Regions from separate parts of the Homo sapiens genome. Here region 1 is linked to region 2. A link is an interaction called in ENCODE POLR2A ChIA-PET data of the cell type or tissue named here. Cell type or tissue: Panc1. All regions are shown on one strand. Links, peaks and the distances in the headings refer to the core of each region. The heading gives the core; the rest is flanking DNA. Region 1 has its middle 93 kb from the start of MIR31HG. Region 2 overlaps LOC107987026 (a long non-coding RNA gene).

Evidence for each region. ChIA-PET counts read pairs that join two places held together with the same protein. Peaks named below come from ENCODE experiments on the same cell type or tissue, not always from the same donor. Only the 100,000 strongest peaks of a DNase experiment are listed, where the experiment ranks them.
Region 1: POLR2A ChIA-PET joins it to region 2 with 7 read pairs; 2 of 35 experiments call an interaction of 5 or more read pairs at or near these places.

The regions. Positions count from the first base shown.
Region 1 is chr9:21,650,461-21,654,859 of GRCh38, forward strand. No RefSeq gene overlaps it. Among named protein-coding and RNA genes, the nearest start is that of MIR31HG, 93 kb to the left of the region's middle. In Panc1, for the core only: no CTCF peak of the experiment used is centred there; no DNase peak of the experiment used is centred there.
Region 2 is chr9:21,727,176-21,731,574 of GRCh38, forward strand. All of the region lies in intron 1 of LOC107987026 (a long non-coding RNA gene), which reads right to left. Among named protein-coding and RNA genes, the nearest start is that of MTAP, 73 kb to the right of the region's middle. In Panc1, for the core only: no CTCF peak of the experiment used is centred there; no DNase peak of the experiment used is centred there; H3K27ac peaks cover 2,110 bases.

The sequences.
Region 1 (4,399 bases), core at 197-4,196, 77 kb before region 2:
TCACTTTCAGGTACACCAATCAAATGTTGATTTCATCTTGGTCTTTTCATATAGTCCCATATTTCTTGGAGGCTTTGTTCATTGATTTTCATTCTTTTTTCTCTAATCTTCTCTTCATGCTTTATTTCATTAAGTTGATCTTCAATCTCTGATATCCTTTCTTCAGCTTGATCAATTTAGCTATTGATACTTGTATATGCTTCACGAAGTTCTCAGGCTGTGTTTTTCAGCTCCATCGGGTCATTTATGTTTTTCTCTAAACTGGTTATTCTAGTTAGCAATTCCTCTAACCTTTTTTTCAAGGTTCTTAGCTTCCTTGCATTGGGTTAGAACATGCTCCTTTAGCTAGGAGGAGTTTGTTATTACCCACCTTCTGAAGCCTACTTCTGTCAATTCATCAAGCTCATACCCCATCCAGTTTTGTTCCCTTGCTGGCAAGGAGTTGTGATTCTTTGGAGGAGAAGAGGCATTCTTGTTTTTGGAATTTTCAGCCTTTTTACACTGTTTTTTTCTCATTTTCATGGATTTATCTACCTTTGGTCATTGATGTTGGTGACCTTCGGATGGAGTTTTTGTGTGGATGTCCTTTTTGTTGATGCTGATGCTATTCCTTTCTGTTTGTTAGTTTTCCTTCTAACAGTCATGACCCTCTGCTGCAGGTCTGCTGGAGTTTGCTGGAGGTCCACTCCAGACCCTGTTTGCCTGAGTATCACCAGTGGAGGCTGCAGAACAACAAAGATTGCTGCCTGTTCCTTCCTCTGGAAGCTTCATCCCAGAGGGGCACCCGCCAGATACCAGCTGGAGCTCTCCTGTATGAGGTGTCTGTCGACCCCTGCTGGGAGGTGTCTCCTAGTCAGGAGGCACAGGGGTCAGGGACCCACTTGAGAAGGCAGTCTGTCCCTAAGCAGAGCTTGAGTGCTGTGCTGGGAGATCCACTGCTCTATTCAGAGCTGGCAGGCAGAAACGTTTAAGTCTCCTGAAGCTGAACCCATAGCCGCCTCTTCCCCCAGGTGCCCTGTCCCAGGGAGATGGGAGTTGTATCTATAAGCCCCTGACTGGGGCTGCTGCCTTTCTTTCAGAGATGCCCTGACAAGAGAGGAGTCTAGTAGGGAAGTCTGGCTACAGCAGCTTTGCACAGCTGCAGTGGGTTCCGCCCAGTCTGAATTTCCAGGCCACTTTGTTTATAATGCGAGGAGAAAACCACCTACTGAAGCCTCAGTAATGGCAGACGCCCCTCCCTGCAACAAGCTCAAGCATCCCAGGTCGACTTCAGACTGCTGTGCTGGCAGTGAGAATTTCAAGCCAGTGGATCTTAGCTTCCTGGGCTCTGTAGGGGTGGAACCCACTGAGCTAGACCACTTGGCTCTGTGGCTTCAGCCCCCTTTCCAGGAGAGTGAACAGTTCTGTCTCACTGGTGTTCCAGGAGCCACTAGGGTATGGAAAAAAAACTCCTTCAGGTAGCTCGGTGTTTGCCCAAATGGCCTCCCAGTTTTGTGCTTGAAACCCAGGGCCCTGGTGGCATAGGCACCCAAGGGAATCTCCTGGTCTGCGGGTTGCAAAGACCATGGACAAAGCATAGTATCTGGGCCAGAGTGCACTGTTCCTCACGGCACAGTTGCTCACGGCTTCCCTTGGCTAAGGGAGGGAGTTCCCCAACCCCTTGAGCTCCTGGGTGAGGCAACACCCCACCCTGCTTCAGCTCCTCCTCTGTGGGCAGCACCCACTGTCTACCCAGTCCCAGTGAGATGAGCCAGGTACCTTAGTTGGAAATGCAGAAATCACCCGCCTTCTGCGTTGATCTCACTGGGAGCTGCAGACCAGAAATTTAAATCACTTTAGGTCACTTCTGATTGAACAGATTTGGTCAGTTTTCTTGCAGAGGCTGACATTTGAATGGGAACTTGGAAAACAGGTATGATTTTGATAGATGAGGAAAAGGGAAGGACATCTTAAGCAGAAGAAGTTGAATGAGTAAAGGCATCAAAGTGTTGCAATGCTGCACTTATCCAAGGAATGGCGATAGTTGTATTTGGCTGGATTCTGGGTACTTGGAGAGCTAATGGTGGTAGACAGCCTGGAAAGAGAGCTTAGGACTTGATTATAAAAGGCTTTGGATCCCAGTTTAAAAATATTGAATTGTATTCAGTAAGTAATAGTCAAGGAAAATTTGTGCAAGTGAGTAATCTCAGGTTTGTGTTTTAGGAAATTTAGCCAATGGCCTGCAATCAAGAAGTGTGAATTCAATCCCAAGCTCTTCTTGCTGTGTGTCATTGAGTAAATTATATAATCTCTTTGTGTTGTGGATTTCTCATCTGGAAATAAAGCTGGAGTTAAACTACTTTTCTTAATCAGAGGGATGGTTTGCCTGTTATATAAGCATTGAGAGTTTATTGTCTAGTTATTAGTAGATTTTCTGTTTTGATGGATCCAAAGTATAGGGCAACTGAGACCTTTACTCTCCCAACCTGAGACCTCAGTGAATGTACTGAGTGGTTCTGTTTTAAAATGCAATTCTAAGTCCTGAGCACCTTTTTGCGTGTGTGTTGGTGGGGATGGGTGGAGGTGGTAGAGGTGAGAGACGTCTTGATGGCTCTTGACAATAATAGCTGCCGTATACTATAGATTTACTATGTTCCAAAGTCAGTATTAAGGGTTTAAAACATATTTTCTCATTTAATCAACACAATAATCTTGTAAGAAATACCCTGAGAAACACTGAGTCGCTTGTCCATGCATCTGCTATAGAGATGTTATTAAAGCAACGCTTATGACTGTACAACAAAGGTATTTGCCCCATGTAGTGACTGGAAGATTCTGATTGTAATCAGCTAATTCAAAGAGCCAGTAGATGCTGGACCTACATGCAGTTAAGTGATGCGGGAAAAGGGGCAGAGTTCAATCCCATGCTGACACCCTCATTTAAAATGATGATTTTTTTTTTTCTTGGAGGCTAGCCTAGGAAAAGAAGTAAAGGTGATTCATTTACTAATTTGCTGAATAGTAGATATTTGAAGTGTACATTGGTCACTGATGCTGGAGGGAATATATTCGTCCACATTATTTTTTTAATCTCAGTAATGTATTATGAACAAAAAACAACCTCATAATATTTATTTATGATATATCTTAATAAATCCTGTTTTCCATTTCACCAGAAGCAGTCAGGATCGATGTAAACTCTTCAATCTCTTGGAGTCTCACTTTTCTCATCTGTAAAATAAAACATGATATTTAACTTGCAGAATTATTGTAAACATTAGAAATTAGGTATGCAAGGCATCTAATATAGTACCTGTCACAAAGTAAGTGATCAATAAAAATTGTCCACTCAGCACTTCTGCCTGACTTTCCATATAAACAGATTGCTATGATTTTGTGCAAGTAGGTTATATGTCCTTTTACTATAACATCTTTCCAACCATTTGGTTCTTTGACCATGATAAGTTGGGAAATTTGCTCAAGTCTCATAGAAAATGTCAGGATACCATCTATGGGCTAAAATGTTGTGGCTTACAATATTTTGTGATGTGATCCCTGTCTAACACCTTGTTCAGCCCTCTCACCAGTTCCCTACCTGCAACCTTATATGGCAGCTAAACTTAGCTATTGGTTTTTTTTTTTTTTTTTTGAGATGGAGTCTCGCTCTGTTGCCCAGGCTGGAGTGCAGTGGCTTGATCTCGACTCACTGCAAGTTCCGTCTCTTGGGTTCACGCCATTCTCCTGCCTCAGCCTCCTGAGTAGCTGGGACTACAGGCACCCATCACCACACCTGGCTAAGTTTTTGTATTTTTAGTAGAGACGGGGTTTCACTGCGTTAGCCAGGATGGTCTCAATCTCCTAACCTTGTGATCCTCCCGCCTCAGCCTCCCAAAGTGCTGGGATTACAGGTGTGAGCCAACTTGGCTATTTTTATCTCCTCTACACATAATATTTCCTCACGATACTAAAATAACTCTTCTATCTCTGCCTGGCTAATTCCTATGCTGGCATTATATCTTCCATAAACTCCTCTATACTAGTCAGAGTTCTTCAGAGTAATAAAACCAATAATATATCTATATATCTATATCTGTGTATAGATAGATTTATTTTGGAAATTGGTTCATATGATTATAGAGGCTGAGAAATCCCACAAGCTGAAACTGCAAGCTGGAGAACCAGAAAAGCCATTGGAATAATTCAGTGTGAGTCTAAAGTCCTTTGGACCAGGAGATGGGGGTATGAGTGGTAATAGTGTAAGTCCTAGAGTCCAAAGACCTGAGAACCAGGAGCTTCAATGTCCAAGGACAGAAGAAGATGGATATGCTAGCTTAAGAAGAGAGAGAGAAAATTCTTCCTTCCTCCACCTTTTTGTTCCATTTGGGCCCACAACAGAATGAAATTATGCCCACCCACATGG
Region 2 (4,399 bases), core at 133-4,132:
ATGGGAGCTATGTTTTCACTCTATTAGATCTTGAAACAGCACTCTCTTCTAGTCCATGTTTGTTACTCCAGCTGAGCTTTGGCTCACTGTCCACCACTGCTGTTTGCCGCCTCCGCAGACCACCACTGACTTCCATCCCTTCAGATCCGGCAGGGTGTCCTCTGTGCTCCTGACCCAGCCAGGCGCCCATTGCCGCTCACGATAGGTCTAAAGGCTTGCCATTGTTCCTGCAAGGCTAAGTGCCCAGGTTCGTCCTAATAGAGCTGAACACTAGTCACTGGGTTCCATGGTTCTCTTCCGTGACCCACAGCTTCTAATAGAGCTATGACACTCACCTCATGACCCAAGATTCCATTCCTTGAAATCCGTGAGGCCAAGAACCCCAGGTCAGAGAACATGAGGCTTGCCACCATCTTGGAAGTGGCCCACAGCCATTTTGGAAGCGGCCGTCCACCATCTTGGGAGCTCTGGGAGCAAGGACTGCCTCACACCACTCCCCGTAACAGTTTCACCATGTTGGCCAGGCTGGTCTTGAACTCCTGACCTCAAGTGATCCGCCTGCCTCAGCCTCCCAAAGTGCTGGGATTATAGGCATGAGCCACCGTGCCTGGCTATTTTGGGAATCGAAACTAGCAACATGAAAAAGTGACCCCTAAAAGTGACTTAAAAATTAAAACACACTTTGGGAGGCCGAGGTGGGTAGATCACGAGGTCAGGAGGTCGAGACAATCCTGGCTAAGAGGGCAAAACCCTGTCTTTACTAAAAAATACAAAAAATTGGCTAGGCATGGTGGCTCACACCTGTAATCCCAGCACTTTGGGAGGCCGAGGCGGGCGGATCACGAGGTCAGGAGTTCGAGACCATCCTGGCTAACATGGTGAAACCCCGTCTCTACTAAAAACACAAAAAATTAGCCGGGAGGCTACCAGGAGGCTAAGGCAGGAGAATGGCGTCAATCTGGGAGGTGGAGTTGCAGTGAGCTGAAATCATGCCAGTGCACTCCAGCCTGGGCAACAGAGCGAGACTCCGTCTCAAAAAAAAAAAAAAAAATTAAAACAGCTCATAGCAACGCATATTCTGAAAATAAATTTGATTTGGCAGAACTATCACGAATTCTCACATAAGAACTCTGATAAATTCCTAGCGTTGAAAAATCAATAAGAACTTTTACCCTCCATATTGAAGGAAGGATACCAAAAAACAATAGAAATCTATTTTAAAAAAGAAAACGCATATCCAAGTTTGAAGAACTGCTTTTTGTGTTTTACTTATCTATCCCCATTTTGTCTTAAGTAGCATCTTACAATATTTGTTACTTTCTTTAAATGAAAGTGGTGGGAAAAAAATTAAAGAAAGGAATTCTCATTCACTTCCTCCCGGTTTTATGGGAACTACCTTTATATGTATTTAAAATGTCATTAAATGGTGAAGAAAGTATTTTCCTGATCAGAACATTTCAGAAGTGAAGTGTACAAGCACAAAATGCCAAATGCCATGAGGCTTTATATCAGCAGCCATAGGAAATTTCTTGCTCCTCTCGCACTATGGAGTATGCATAGCTTGTCCACTCACATTTACAATGAGTTGGCAGTTAAAACTTAACTATGAGTTTGAAGACATGGAAGAGCATTCAAAGCAGCCAAGAATAGAGGATGCAGAGGGACTCAAAATTCATTGTGGTGAGTCTACGTTTGCTGCTACTTTTTCCTCTTGGGCATTTGTTGATTCACAGCTCAGTGCGCCAAAGCCAGGGAAAGTCATGTTTTAAACTCTGTGGCAGTCTCACCGTGGGGGACATCAAAACTTAGACTTCATGACTACAAAGATTAGTCATTACTGAAGGAACTAAGAAAAGTGAGCCCAACATTTGGCACAAATTTTATTTCTAAAGCATTTGTTAATCCCTAAGCTATGCGTTGGTGATAGGAGACAAAAGAAATGAAGTTCTTACCATGTCAAGGAAATACCGCTTGATAGATACTCCAGGATTTCACCTAAAAGCCTTAAAGGCTTAGTCCATAGGAATAAAGACAAATTATAAACCTATCAGTTTTCACAAATTGTGAAATCTAGTTTCAAATCAATTAGTTCCCTAACTGAACCAAGGTATCCAGCTAGTACTATATTGTCCTACTAAAAGAAAATTAAATTCTCTTTGGAGAAAATTAACATCTCCAACAATTTTTCATACACAATGTTCAACATTCGATCCAAGTTGACAGGTATGTCTATACAAAGAATCACATTACTGAAGCCAAAAAGCAAAAATAAACAATGGAAATAGATCAACAAATAATACAGATACTGAAGTTATCAAACACAGACTTTAAAACAGCTATGATTAACATTTTCAAGAAAACAGATTTAAAAGTATATAAAATTTTACTAGATAACTAGAATCTATAATAAAAGGCAATTCAAATTATGGACTTTAAAAATACAATAACCATAGTTAAAATTCAATTCAAGAAACAGGTTTAATGCCATAGACAGCAGAATGCAGAAGCAATTGCCTGAAACAGAGTTCAATATAAAGTATCAAAATTCATGTATAGCAAGACAAAAGGAGGAACAAAAAGGAGCATAAAGGATATCTGAGACTGAGAGAAAAGATCAACATATGTGTAATCGAAATTCCTAAAGGAGAAGAAAAGGAATGCTGGGCAAAAATTTTGCAAAACTGATGAAAGACACCAGAAATGTAAGTAATTCTTTGTACTCCAAGCAGGATAACTACAACGAAAGCCATGCTTACAGACATCATTATGATACAAACCACTGAAAGCTAAAAACAAAGAGAAATCTTAAGACCACTCAGAGGAAAATACTATTACCTTCAGAGGAATAACAAAAGACCAACAGCTGACTCTTCAAATCTTTCAACAGAAATGTCGAACAACAGAAATGTCGAACACCAGAAGAAAATAAAATGACATTCTTAAAATGCTAAAAGAAAATAATTGCCAACTTATAATTTTTCATCTAGGACAACTGAGGACAAAATAAAAATGTCTGGACAAATAAAAAAGGAATTTTATTGCCACTACTGAAATATTATCTTTAATGGAGTTCTTTAAGCAGAAGGAAAATTACTCCAGATGGAAGGTTAATCATACAAGAAGATACAAAGAGCACAAGAAAAAATAAATAGGTAGGTAAACCGAAATGAATATTAACTGTAAAAAATAGATAAAATGATTTCAAACTACAACTTGCAGATTGAAACACACTGCCCATGCAGACTTTTATGCCATAGTTTAGTTGTTGGGCTATGATGGAGATAAGCACAGGATACTATGTGAGGACAACAAGGGCACCTGGACACCTTGGAGACACAGGAAAGATCTTCCTGAGAAAGTAACAGATATATATCTATGATCTCTGGTTACTCCCCTTTGTAAGTTATTTGCTCCTGGCAAATTGAATAGTCCACAGTTTCTTACACGTATTCTGCCATTTCTTTACTCATGATGTTTGCGTATTCTGTTTTCTCTAAAATGCAAACATCCTCTCCATCTCACCTCCCAATGTCCATAGATTCAAATCTTTCAGGTTTAAAGCTCTGTGCCGCTATCATTTTAAGCCTTCTCTGGCCATGTTCCACCACCATCCCTGGCACCCCAACCCAAAATTCAAGAATCTTTTTCTTTTTTATAAGGAATGTATGTTTATGTTATCATTCCTATTAGGATTTAGGTTCTTCAGGAACATTTTGTCTTATTCACCATTGTTTACCCTCCAATAAACATCTGTTGAATAACGAATCAATGGATGGATGGATAGATGGCCAGATAGATGGGGAGGCCATTAGGACAATCCTCCAGGTAAGTATAAATTTTGCTCTGACTTGGCACTTGCTTAACTATAAATCAAGGCTCAACATGCCATTTTCTCTCCATTCCTGCATTTTTCTGGTTTTAATCACACAGTTGCTGAATCATCAAATGCTACAGCAGAAACATATCCAAACTGGTAAAATTCTCAGTAACTATTTTTGATCTTGAAGCCAGTTAGAAACATACTATTAAGGGAAAAGTGATAACTTGTTAATATTATGGTTTGATGAAGGGGAAATATTGAACAGAGTTTTCTAATATATTTAACTGGTTTATAATTTGCAGAGTAAAACTTCAACAAGTGCATGCCCTTGAAATCCATTAATCTCTCTGTATTGTTTTATGTCTGAATCAGTACAGAGAGAATAAACAATATCCATAGTAAAATGAAAACAAAATATCAAGTTTTTCTTTGTGGAATGCACAGGCCTGCATAAAGATAGATGAATTTTATAAAACTAATCTATGTTCAGTCATGGACAGATAAAAACTGCCACCAACACCAGCAACTTATTTTATATATATATATATATATATTTTATTATACTTTAAGTTCTAGGGT